Regions from separate parts of the Homo sapiens genome. Here regions 2 and 3 are each linked to region 1. Evidence: chromatin contacts called from ENCODE Hi-C or POLR2A ChIA-PET data. All regions are on one chromosome and are shown on one strand. The core of a region is the stretch at or near the end of the contact, and the rest is flanking DNA. Distances in the headings are between cores, read along the strand shown. Region 1 holds the start of PHF8 (PHD finger protein 8). Region 2 overlaps VCF2 (VCP nuclear cofactor family member 2). Region 3 holds the start of USP51 (ubiquitin specific peptidase 51).

Region 1 (4,148 bases), core at 1,571-4,070:
AGAAGTGAACTCACACCCCTTTCACTCACTCATCTGCTATTATCAGTTTCCAAACACTGCCTAGTCAACCTCCAAAATATCCAAATTATCTCATCTTTTTCTACCCTTTCCCAAACTATCCTGGACCAATTTTTTCCCCCCAACACTAGTGAAACAGCCTCATTCCTCCTGACTCCTTGTGAAGCTAAGACATCTTAAACTGCAGGACCTGTCACTTTCCATAGGGTCACATGGTGATGTGTTTTATAAAGTTCACAAAATACATTTAAACAACAATTGGTTCAAAGTGCTGTCCCTTTCCACTGAGGGCCTGGCCATACTTTCCCTTGCATTAGGTGGTGTTGGAGCTGCCTGACATTTTTGAGATCCACCTAAGGGGAAGTTGATTTGGGGGATATATTTAGGTTGGGTTTCATGGGATATTTGTTATTTAAAAATTCATTTTATTTTTATTTTGTAGAGACAGGGTTTCACTATGTTGCCCAGCCTGGTCTTGAACTCCTGGGCTCAAGTGATCCTCCCATCCTGACCTCCCAAAGTGCTGGGATTACAGACATGCAATCTGCACCCGGCCCCATGGTACATTTACATGTGCCTTGTATCACTTCTCTTCGTAATTATTACCCAGGTGAAGGAATTGCTTGTAGAAATACTCTTACTGCCTACCTTTGAACCTAATTTTGTATTCATAAGTCATTTTTTTTTTTTTTGAGATGGAGTCTCGCTCTGTCACCCAGGCTGGACTGCAATGACACAGTCTCGGATCACTGCAACCTCCGCCTCCCGTGTTCAAGCGATTCTCCTGCCTCAGCCTCCTGTGTACGTGGGACTGCAGGCATGTGCCACCACACACGGCTAATATTTTTATTTTTAGTAGATATGGCGTTTCACCATGTTGGCCAGGCTGGTCTCGAACTCCTGAACTTGTGATCCGCCCGCCTCGGCCTCCCAAAGTGCTAGGATTACAGACATGAGCCACCGCGCCCGGCTATTTTTTTCTTAAAGACGTCTCACCCTTCCTCCCCCAAACCATATAAGCTTCAGGTCCCATTAAACCTGGACCTTTCAGTGCAGTGGCTCAGGCCTGTAATCCCAGCGCTTTTAGAGGATCTGAAACCAGGAGTTTGAGACCAGCCTGAGCAATATAGCGAGGCCTGGGCTCTATAAAAAATAAAAAATAACCGAGTGTGGTGGTGTGCGCCTATAGTCTCAGTTACTCATGAGGCTCTGGCGGAAGGACCGCTTGAGTCCAGGAGTTCTAGGGTGCAGTGAGCTATGACCGCCCAGCCTGAGTTGACAGAGTGAGACCTTGTCTCTAAAACAACAAACATAAAAAAAAAAAAAAACCCTAAACCATCCTCTGGGTAAGTCACAAATATGAGACTAAGCTACCCCTGCTCAAAAACCTGTGTTTTCTTTTTGCTAACTGCATACAATCTAAACTCTTTTGCATTTCGCAATCTTTCATGTTGTGACCCTTTACTGTTTGACCTCCTACCTATCTCTCTTCTGTTTTCCTTGTTCCAACAATATTCAACTTCTAGTAAATATTTTTCTATGTGCCTCCATGCATTTGTACACGTTGATCCTTTTGAGTACAATGTTCTCGCTTGTTTATTTAAGTGAACTTAATCGTCCATGTCCCCCTGCCGTCTTTCTTACAGCAGCTGCAAGCAGCTTGTAAGGCTCTTTTGTAGCTTCATGTTGCATTTTGCAAAGGTCATTTTGCAGGTGGTATTTGTGTGCTTACTGTGCCTTCTATTCCAATTGTTTACTCGCAACTTTGTTTCCTGCACTGGCAGATGCCCTCCCACTCCAGAGGCCCTGTTTTCACCATTGCATCCCCAGGGCCTACCCCACCATCACTGGTTAGTAAATTGTGTGCACGCACACATTTCCTTTTTAAAGCAATGGGACCCTTTAAGAAAATGAAATAGTAAGATAACTCCTAGAGAATTTTCTAGAATGTTTGAGAAAACCTAGGCCATCTTGAAGCATATGTACGAAGCTCCACTAACTCAGCAAAGCTCCACTAACTCAGCCTTTCCTCTCATCCCCCCTCCTCTCCCCTCCCCTCAGGCTATAGTCAGAAAATTGTGGGACAGGTGCAAACAAATCCTTGAACTGTATTTGAACTGAAGTGAAACAGTAGGGTCAAAGAAGAGTTCAGAGGGAGTTGTGGAGTTGGCAGCAGCTTTACAGAGGAACTACACTGAGGGCCTGGGGACAGAACGCGGGTAGCACAGGGCACAAGGTTCAACGTCCCTGCTCCGGGACTCAAGTCACTTGGCTTCTCGAAGCCCCTGCCTTCATTTGGTGATAATCACAGAGCTTCCTTCACAGGGGGAAGAACCAACAACGCAGAGACCGTGGGAAAGAGCCCAGCCTATCGAAGGTGCTCAATGAACAGGAGCCGCGGTGAGTACTCCGCCTCTACCCCGGCTGAAGCCCGCCCCCGCCGCCACCTATTAATTTTGTAGTTTGGAGTCACCGAGTTCACCTCCTCTCATAGGAGGAGAAGGCTGGGGAGGAGGAGTGTGCGAGTCGGGGTAGCTGAACTCCCTGTTTGCCCGGAGGAGGGGGAAGGCTAGGAAGTTTCGGGCCCCACTCAAAATGGAGCCAAACGTCTGCCTCGCCTAAGATGGCGGCTTCTCCGCCTCTGGGCTCAAGGTCTTCAGCGGCGATTGGGCACCTTAAAGAGACGAGCGGGTCCAAAGGTGGCTGAGAACCGCCCTCCTTTCTCAAGGTGGCGCCCCGCCCCCCCGATGACGTCACCCGGGAGCCGGCGGCTCGCGGTTCCCCGCCTCCGCCGCGCTCACCTCGCGAGTCCAGCCCTCATAAGATGGCGGTCGCCTTGGTTGTCTGGGTAGCGCCGCCACTCTCAACATGGTAGCTGTTTATCCCGTATTTCTCCTCCCCTCTCCGCCTCAACTTCCTCATTGTTTTGAATAAACTTTATTGACTACTCCGAATTGCCTACCACCGCCACTGGGCTTCTCCCAGCGACTTTTCGGGCCGTGTGCCTCGGACGTGGCGGCCGGTTCATCTCTTTCCCCGTTGGTTTGCTCGCGAGTATCTCCTGCCGGCCCAGCGACGACGCCACTTGCCCGTTCGCCGGGCGGCCGCCAGACTAGGCCCAAGCCGCGGTCTCCAGTAGGCCCGAACGGCCGGGCCGAGGGGAATGTTGTGGAGGAGGCTGCTCTGAAGCACCGTTGAGCGGCTGGCGCCGCGCGACCCAGCGGGGGGCTCGAGGGGAAGGCGAGCGAGGTTCCCGGCGGTACGGGGACTATCCCAGAATTCGACGCGCGTCGCCGTAGGGGCCGGAACTACCGGACGAGCCTCCGCTGAGGCGCTTCGCAGTCCCGGAGCTAGCCCGGCTGCCGGCGTGTCGCTGGGGCTGAGCTCCGCGGGCGTGGAGTCCTTGCAGCCCAAAGCATGAGGAGGTCCCTGTAGGATTCTGGACTGAAGACGTTCTTGTCAGGTTTGGGGCGTGAGGAGGTTCCTGTCAGTTGGGGAAGCGTTAAGATTCCTGTAAGTTTTGGGGGCTGCGAGGCTATTACTGTCAGTTTTAGGATATACTGTGAGGTACCTGAACATTTGGGGAGACTAGGGAGCTCTCATCAGTTTGAGGGGGGGCTGCAAGGAAACGCTGCCAGTTTCCGAGCGATGCAAAAGAATCCTTGCTTAGTTTCGGGAGTGTGAGGAAATTCTAGTCAGTTTGAGGGGTTTTGAATAGATCCTTTTGAGTTTCAGGGATGCAGCCAGAACCCTGTCATCTTTAAAGTACAGAACGAGCTGGTCAGTTTAGAGATTTATATTTATTTCAGTTTTGGGGGTGATGAGACTCCTGACTGGTCGGGGAAGGAATGATATTGAGAGTGATGGAAAGGATTATTTAAACTCTCCGAACACGACCCCAGAACTGTGATTTGAGTTGGGCGCCTAGTCTTGTCTGTCTTGTTCGTGAAGGCTTTGAGTAACCTGAAGAGACTTTCAGGGATCCCTTATCTCTCTCTGGTTGGCCCTATTTCAGGTGGTGAGAGGAGGGTCTTGTCTTGAGATACCCCCAGCCTCATTTTTGACGCTGTGGTTTGCGTCATAATAGAGGGAGCCCTGTGAAACAGGGGTCAGCTAGGGGAGGGTTCAGT
Region 2 (3,926 bases), core at 605-3,104, 1.1 Mb before region 1:
TTACAGCACCACATTGGCCTCAAACTTAGGGAGTAGGCATGAGTCAATTATTTCTTAATTAGATGGTTTGAGTAAGAACATTTTTTCTATGGCCAGTGCTTCCAAAGTCAATACCAGATGTATGGTGAGAAGAAATTTAAATTCTAAAAGGTTTTATGGCAGAAAATAGAGAAAGGATACCTAGCCACCAGTTTCTCTAACAATAAAGTGAGCAACTAAGTACTAAAGAAGATGAGATATTTGAATTTTCAACCCACATGTACACAACAGGATTCAGAAATACCCAGGAAGAATTCTGCATGCTTAAATACATAGCATCCTACTGAAAGAAAGTGTCTATTAAAAACACAGTGTAGTTGAACAGCTGAGAAAGCAAATTTCCATTCATTCCCCCTATTTAAAGATATCAAAGATAAAACTGTCACCATGACAAAGCATTATTTTTTCAAAGTAAAATAATAATAATAATAATAAAGCAATTACATACACACAGAAAAAGTGTTGGCTTTTCAGTCTCTGTAAGACTTTTCAGTACTTAGTTGAACTAAGTAAGCACAGTCTTATTCCAGAGTGGTCAGTGTAAATCTCTTGTCCTAGTAAATACAATATGCAATCTCTGTCCTGTCTTTTGCAGATTGTCTAAACCTGTTTATGTCATAAACTGGTTTATGTCCTTTGGTCCTGAAATAAAACTCAATACTTCACAGCAGGGAAGGAACCAAGCTGTTTAAAACTACTTATCTCCGCTATGAAGGAGAAGTATTTTCAAGGAATATCAGAAGAAAGTAGAAAGTGAGAGGAGGTTCCAGCTGGGCTTCCTGGGTCAAGTAGGGGCTCAGAAAGCTGTGAAACTCACTCATTTCCTGCATGCGGACTTACTTTGGTCCTGGATGAATAATATTGAAGATATGTGCTTAAAACATTCCTAACATCAGAATTTGCGCCTGTGTTTTCTTCCCCAAGAAAGCTATAAACAGCGAAAATTTTGTTGTAAGCTTCCCTGTGTCCTCTCTCCCTCTCTCCCTTCCCCCTCCCCTGAAACTAAAAGGAATGTTAAAAGCCCACTTTTCTGTGACCAGCAGACCTTATCTATGGTCCCAATTCCAATTCCTTGTAAACACAATTTGTAAAATCCCGTGAGATCCTGTCTCCTTTGCCATCCCGCTGCAAGGTTATAAGTAGAGAAAACTTAAGTTACAATTCCAGTTTTCCTCAAGATCTGAGACATGTTAATTGTCTTTGTTTCTCCCTCTGGTAACATCTTCCCACCACACATATTTCCTGCCTTAGAGAGTTTAAAAGGTGATAAAAAAATCTAACACTGGCTACCCCGCTCGGGACCCCTTCCACGCTGTGAAAGCTTTGTACTGTCACTCTGCTTAATAAAGCCTACAGCTTTTTTACTCTCGGTCTGATCTGTGTCTCTCTCTTTGGCGTGGCTAAGGCAAGAACCTTTGGCGATACAAAAGGACTTGTCTGGATTTTTTTTTTTTTTCAAAATTAGGAGTTTGAAAAAAGGGAGCCAGATTAGTTTAAGAGGTGAAATTAGACCCTGTTATATATTTTAAATGAGAATATAAAGCAAGAGCAGAATGCTGCACCAATAATGAGGTGTGGTGGTGCTTGGGGGAAAGAAACTGCCCTTAAATTCAAACCCACCCTGTGCCACACTCTGTGCGAGTTACTCATTAACCCCTGAGGTAGGTGGTGTGGGCTCTCCATTTCATAGGTGAGGAGTGGGAGGCTGACAGTAAGTTATCCCTATGACTACATACAATCCTGAGAAAACTGAGAGTGGTTAATGATTTGCTAAAAGAAACACAGTGGCCAAGCAGCAGTGCCAGGGTATCTCTGCTTTTATAGTGAAGACCAGGGCTGCCAGGACACATTTTCTCTAGGGAGTAGTTCTCTGTTTACATAACCAAAGAAACAGTAGAATGAAACAAAGTTTACTCTAAGCTCTTCATCAGAGTCTCCATGTTGAATGATTTTCTAAATTCATTTCTTTTTATATAGCAGCATTTTCAAATGAATGCTCTGTAATATTGTCACTTAAATCCCTACAAAGTGAGTCAGATCTTAAAGCTGACACTGTTACCAGACTCTGTCTCCTCCTCGATTTCTTGTTCCTCCTGGCTGGAGGCTGTGGTCAGAGTACAACCTATATCATCTGAATGGAACAACTGGTTGAATACATGAACCGAGGCTGGGCAAAACAGGCAAATATTCTGACCAGGAAGCCATTGAGATCTATTTTATATTTTGTTTAAGACAATTTCTTGAGACCAACTGTACAAAGATGGTGCACCTGCCTAAATCACATGTGAGATTCTACACTGGCGCACATTTGACTGGTTGGCAATTTCCATGTATCTTCTGGCCACAGTATTGTTATAATGAATGGAAATTTTCTGGTTACAAACAAAACTACAAATTCATTTGCCCATTAAGATACTGGTGGAGACTTTAGGGAAAATGATATTTAGGTTGAAGAGCAGAAAATATATAGCCTTCTCCAGGGAGAAAGTCATTCATTCATTCTCATCTGATGGAAGGGAAAAAAATCCAACTTTTTGGTCTATAAAATCTAATTAAAATGAGTGGAAAAGATTTTATATCTGTGCTATTTCTCAGGGTTCAAGTGAAAGTAATTGTGTGGAGTTAGAGTTGCTCTTCCTTTACTACTAAAAGACTTTTTTGAAGTAGGCAAGATTGTAACATAATAAAACAAATAGATGATTAACAGATCAACATGGAAAGTATAAATTTACACATCACTCACTTTGACAATCCCCAGACTCCAGATTTGGTATTCCATTAGACTAAGGAGTAGGTCTTTAACTTCCTGTCACTTGGATTAAGTAGAATCAATTTCTTCCATGTTTCATTGGCCCTGGTTCTTTTTTTCATATCTTCTGTGGTTTCTCTGAGCTCCCTGAGTTGCCCCAAATGCATTTCTTTAGATGGTGTATTAGTTTGTTCTTGCACTAATGTAAAGAAATACCCAAGACTGGCCGGGCACGGTGGCTCACGCCTGTAATCCCAGCACTTTGGGAGGCCGAGGCGGGCGGATCACGAGGTCAGGAGATTGAGACCATCCTGGCTAACACAGTGAAACCCCGTCTCTACTAAAAAATACAAAAAAATTAGCCAGGCATGGTGGCGGGCGCCTGGGGCAGGAGAATGGTGTGAACCCAGGAGGCGGAGCTTGCAGTGAGCCGAGATTGCACCACTGCACTCCAGCCTGGGTGACAGAGCAAGACTCCATCTCAAAAAAAAAAGAAAAGAAAAGAAATACCCAAAACTGGGTAATTTATAAAGGAAAGAGGTTTAATTGACTCACAGTTCTGCATGGCTGGGGAGGCCTCAGGAAACTTACAATCATGGAAGAAGGGGAATGGCAGAAAGGGAATGGCAGAAGGGGAAGCAGACACCTTCTCCACAAAGCAGCAGGAGGGAATGTGATTGTGTGAAGGAGGAAATGTCAAACACTCATAAAACCATCAGATCTCATAATTCATTCACTATCATGAGAACAGCAGGAGGGAATATGAGTGTGTGAAGGAGGAAATGTCAAACACTCATAAAACCATCAGATCTCATAATTCATTCACTATCATGAGAACAGCATGAGGGAAACTGCCCCCATGATCCAATCACCTCCCACCGGGTCCCTCTCTCAACACATGGGGATTATTGGGATTACAGTTAAAGGTGAGATTTGGGTGGGGATAAAACCAAACCATATCTTTCCGCCCTGGCCCCTCCCAAATCTCATGTCCTCACATTTCTTTTTTTTTTTTTCTTTTTCTTTTTCTTTTTTTTTTTTTCTTGTTATGAGACAGTCTCACTCTGTCACCCGGCCTGGAGTGCAGTGGCACAATCTCGGCTCACTGCAACCTCCACCTCCCGGGTTAAAGCAAGTC
Region 3 (4,111 bases), core at 1,534-4,033, 1.4 Mb before region 1:
TGTGGTTGAAGTGCTGGAGCCCACAAAAGCAGAAAATGAAGCTGAGGTTGGACCTACTCAGGGGTGGGGGTGGGGGGGAGTTGGAGTAAGTTGGGCAGTTTCCATTTTAACCAAGAGACCACAGGGAGTCACCATGGGTCTGTGGGCAGGAGAGGGCACACTCCAGTGGTGTCTGAGGCTGTTGCTTCAGAAGGTTGGAGGCAGACCAGCTACGAGCTGGAGCACAGGAAGAAAAGGAACAGAAGAGGGGATCCATCCAGTGAGGGGACAGGGGCAGGAGGCTGGGCAGACAAATGTGGGCCCCAAAGGACTGGAACCCAGTCCATGGCACCCTCCCTGCAGCCCTAGTCAGGGGCAGGTAATGGCTCCAAGTCTGCCCTTTGGGATGCTGGCCTCTGAGAAGCGAGGTCATTGAGGGGAAGAGGCCCAGATTGGGAGAAAGAAGGCTGTGTGAGGCTTCAGGGGTCCAGTTTTCAAGGTACTGAGCGAGCCACCAGGAGCACAGAGGCAGGCTTTTTCCCAATCCTGCTCTTTCATACACCACCCCACTCCCAAAGGACCCTGCCACACCTGCCACAGCTAGAATCTGTAAGAGACGCCAACATAACACAGGCCTGGGAAACCAGCTCCATCAGACATGGCTCCTGCTACCAAGGCCAGAGTGCCTTGACCTGGGCTTCTTTACACATTATCCCACAGTAGTGGTTCTCAAAGTACCATCTCCACGCCAGCAGCATCCGCATCAGCTGGTACAGCGTTAGAAACCTAAATTATTGGGCCTCACCCAACCCACTGAACTGGGAACTTTGGGAGTGGGGTCTAGCAGTCTGTTAAGTCCACCAGAAGGTTAGACGCAGCTTCATTTTGGAGGAACCAGTGAACTCCAGAAAGGCCTAAACCATGCAGACCCATTCATTTTCATTTTGACAGTAGTGACCCATCACGCTGTCCTGAGGTTTTCCTACAGGACAATTGTCAATGAAGAAATCGTTTGTTTGGTCACGATAGCGTGTGGGCTGATTTAAAGGCGTGTCTAGCTCAATAACAACTGTTTTCAGAAACTTTTTGAAGCACTGTAACAATCCCACCTCCCAAATATTAAGTTGTTGATTACGAGTGGTTTTTAGGCCTTTATTAACTAACATTAATCTTCACAGCACATTCCTATGCATTTCCCGATGTGGACCTCAGGCAGGGACTCTGGCTTACTTGCTTTTGTGCCCAGTTTTGTTTGGCTGTATATTCATAGTGCCCAGTGCAGCAGTAGGTGCTCTTTACATATCTGCTGAATAAACCAATCTAGGTAGGGCTGGCATTCTCATGATTCTGATTTTGCACAGGAGAAAGCGAAGGCTCAGAAGACAGAAGTATTTATAAATTGTGCCCTGCCTCCCTGCCTGCATAAAGGGTGCAGGGCTGTCTCAGAGCAGCTGGGATCCAAGCCACAGGTGGCACAGCTAGCAAATGACTGACTCAGCATTTCCTTCTAGGGCTGCTAACCCAGAGTGGAGCAACTCTTTGCTTAGCTGTGGCTGAGAAAATGCCCTTCCCTAGGGGAGAAAAAGCACGTTTTCCTGCACAAGCCAGTCTATAATTCCAAAGCACTTTCCCTCCGGGTGCTAGTATGTGACTGAGATATGGTCGAATCTAAACCAAGTCACAAAATCAGTGATATCCATTGTGCGGAGGTATCCACTAGATGCCACTGCCAAGTTAAGAGAGCTGAATCCTAATCGTGAGGTTTTGAGGGGAGGTGTGTGACTTTCTCAGAGAGATTAAATGTAGCATTAAACATCCGCTGTAATAAACCGTAATTTTCTTGGGATTGGACCGGAAGGGCAACAAGCCCTGGAGATAGCTTTCCTCCGGGTTGTCGCCTTGGATGCCGGATCTGTCAAAGAAAAGGAAAAGTCTCCTGGCGTATGGACTTCAGGACACAAACAGTTGTATCTTGTGCTTCTCCCAGCACAATCTAGCGCTATAATGCACCTATGGCATCTTTGTTGAATACATGCTCCTGTATATGGACTGCCTAGGATGGATGATCGGGTGAACTGAGCCATAACTTTGAGAGAGCTTTGAAAGAGAAAGGCATTCTCTTCTCCTCTACTCTGCATCAGGAGTTGTTCTCTATGCTGATTTTCAGGAGCGGACTGAAAAAAGAGGTGTGACAGATAAAGCTCGCCAAAAAGGTCTTTTACTTGATATATACTATGACTCAGTGTTCACATTGGGCTAGGGTTATTATTTCAATTTCTCTTTAAAAATTGACACAACTAAGGCTCAGAGAAGTTAAGTGTTTTATCCGAGGTCACACAGCAAGCATGTGCCTGGGCTCAGGTCTCTCTGAGCCTGAGCCCTTGCTTATGCTTCCTCCCCTGCACATTCTGGGATAATCTCTCTCTCTTTCTCTCTCTCTCTCTCCCTCCCTCCCTCCGTCAACTCCCAGAGACCAGGCTCTGACAGGATCCTGAGGGATTCCTGCCAGAGGGTTGCCATCTCTGGAAGCCCCCACCCCCACGCCGGGTGAATCTTTTTTTCTGTGGAGTGCGGGCCTGGAGCTAGGTGAGGCCTGAGCCTCCATTTCAGGGGCTTTCTGTAGAATCTGTTGCTGCTGTTGCCTCCAGCAGAGTCTGTTTCAGGAAGAGGTTTGCCTGCCTGCGCGGGACAGCGGTGCCATTCATCACTGCAGGAGGGCAGAATCCGGGGTTGGGGGCCGCACGTCGAGAGGGGAGGGGCCAGGGGGCGGCCCCCTTGTGACCAGCCCTGAGGAGAGGTCAGGAGAGAAGGCTGGCTGAGGAGCGCCTGGACAGCAGCAGTTGCTGACGTTCTATATCACGCGCCTGGGGCCCAAGGTAACCCAGACCTTTAAACAAACTGCCGGGCTGGGGGTGTTGCGGGGGCAGGAGAGGGAAAAGGGAGCGGAGACTTCGGGGGTCGCGCGAGGATAGTGGTGGCCATAGAGGTGGCAAATGCGTGAAGGGAGGGAGTAGTAATCCGAATTCTAGGAGAAATCATAGGAATTGAAGTCGCAGAAGCAAGAAAAGGGGTGTGAGAGCACAAGCGCGAAAAAGCGTGAGAGGGCGCAAGAGCTGGGTGGACCGAAAGTGCGCTGAGGGGCAACGGCTTAGAGTGGAACACACCGGGTCACAGAAGTATAGGTTAGGTAGAAACAGAGGGACACTTTCTTCCTGTGAGTTCATTTTCCAAAAGTGCGTCCTTTCAGCCATTTTGGAGAGAAAATGTTGACCCAAGTGTTTTTTAGGATACAGGGAAAGAACGTCAGAGGAAGCTGCACCAAAGCGAGGCTGCGCAGGGCGCAAAAAAGCAGTCAGAGGGTGGCGCCTTTTTTAAAGAAGTTTCCATCCTTTCTGTCCTAAAGCTCAGGCCGTTCCCCACCCCCACCGCTCGCTAGCCTTCTGTTCCCAGTCCCCTGGCATGATCTGATCGCCTTTGAAGCAGGTAACCGCCTCGGTCTCCCCATCAGCTCCAGGGGCCTCTCAGTTGAGTGGGTGGAGCCGACAGAAGCCGCGGGCTGAGCTCAAGGGCCGATGGGAGGGGTCCTGGGGGCGCTAACTGCGCACCGCGGCCATGACGCTGGGCAGATCATTCACAGAAGTCTCTGTCTCCTTTCATCTACAGTCGCAGCTGTTTTCCAGACGCCTTGCTCCTCAGGTCGGGGAGTGATCTGATGGCCCAGGTTCGAGAAACTTCTTTGCCCTCCGGCTCTGGGGTCCGCTGGATCTCCGGAGGTGGGGGAGGAGCCTCTCCTGAGGAGGCGGTTGAGAAGGCGGGGAAAATGGAGGAGGCGGCGGCGGGGGCTACGAAGGCGTCTTCGAGACGTGAAGCCGAGGAGATGAAGCTGGAGCCATTACAAGAGCGTGAGCCCGCGCCGGAGGAGAACTTGACGTGGAGCAGCAGCGGCGGCGACGAGAAGGTGCTCCCTTCAATCCCCCTTCGCTGTCACAGCAGCTCCTCGCCCGTTTGCCCGCGCCGCAAGCCCCGCCCTCGGCCCCAGCCCCGGGCCCGCTCCCGCAGCCAGCCTGGGCTCTCGGCCCCACCCCCGCCTCCAGCCCGGCCCCCGCCCCCGCCGCCACCCCCGCCCCCACCC

Evidence for each region. A loop is a pair of places that touch in the nucleus more often than their neighbours do. ChIA-PET counts read pairs that join two places held with the same protein, here RNA polymerase II (POLR2A). Pooled maps may share reads with other maps.
Region 2: a map of posterior vena cava shows a loop between it and region 1 (20-fold over the local background). The contact joins the enhancer-like site here to the promoter of PHF8 in region 1. A Hi-C loop is called at or near these places in 2 of 168 maps with a recorded cell type or tissue (endothelial cell of umbilical vein and posterior vena cava) and 1 of 50 pooled maps.
Region 3: a loop to region 1 is called in a pooled map, with 4 times the contacts of the local background. The contact joins the promoter of USP51 here to the promoter of PHF8 in region 1. A Hi-C loop is called at or near these places in 7 of 50 pooled maps. POLR2A ChIA-PET finds 5 or more read pairs at or near these places in 3 of 52 experiments (CD4-positive, alpha-beta T cell, activated CD4-positive, alpha-beta memory T cell and naive thymus-derived CD8-positive, alpha-beta T cell).

What each region holds. Positions count from the first base shown.
Region 1 is chrX:54,043,145-54,047,292 of GRCh38, reverse strand. It overlaps PHF8 (PHD finger protein 8), which reads left to right and starts at 2,820. Exons shown (of 22, transcript NM_015107.3): 1 at 2,820-3,531. RefSeq lists enhancers at 2,229-2,688, 2,899-3,148 and a silencer at 2,709-2,878.
Region 2 is chrX:55,140,584-55,144,509 of GRCh38, reverse strand. VCF2 (VCP nuclear cofactor family member 2) reads left to right here. Exons shown (of 3, transcript NM_001166701.4): 3 at 1-1,408. Among named protein-coding and RNA genes, the nearest start is that of VCF2, 19 kb to the left of the region's middle. Within about 2 kb of position 1,854, at least 2 of the 41 ENCODE cell types and tissues checked have a DNase peak (open chromatin) inside an H3K27ac peak, as active enhancers do.
Region 3 is chrX:55,488,520-55,492,630 of GRCh38, reverse strand. USP51 (ubiquitin specific peptidase 51) reads left to right here and starts at 2,783. Exons shown (of 3, transcript NM_201286.4): 1 at 2,783-2,855; 2 at 3,266-3,462; 3 at 3,643-4,111. The coding sequence starts at 3,692. It overlaps LOC101928692 (a long non-coding RNA gene), which reads right to left and starts at 3,690. Exons shown (of 2, transcript XR_244468.5): 1 at 3,585-3,690; 2 at 1,118-2,766. RefSeq lists silencers at 2,591-2,700, 4,021-4,100 and enhancers at 3,091-3,190, 3,411-3,850, 3,368-4,111.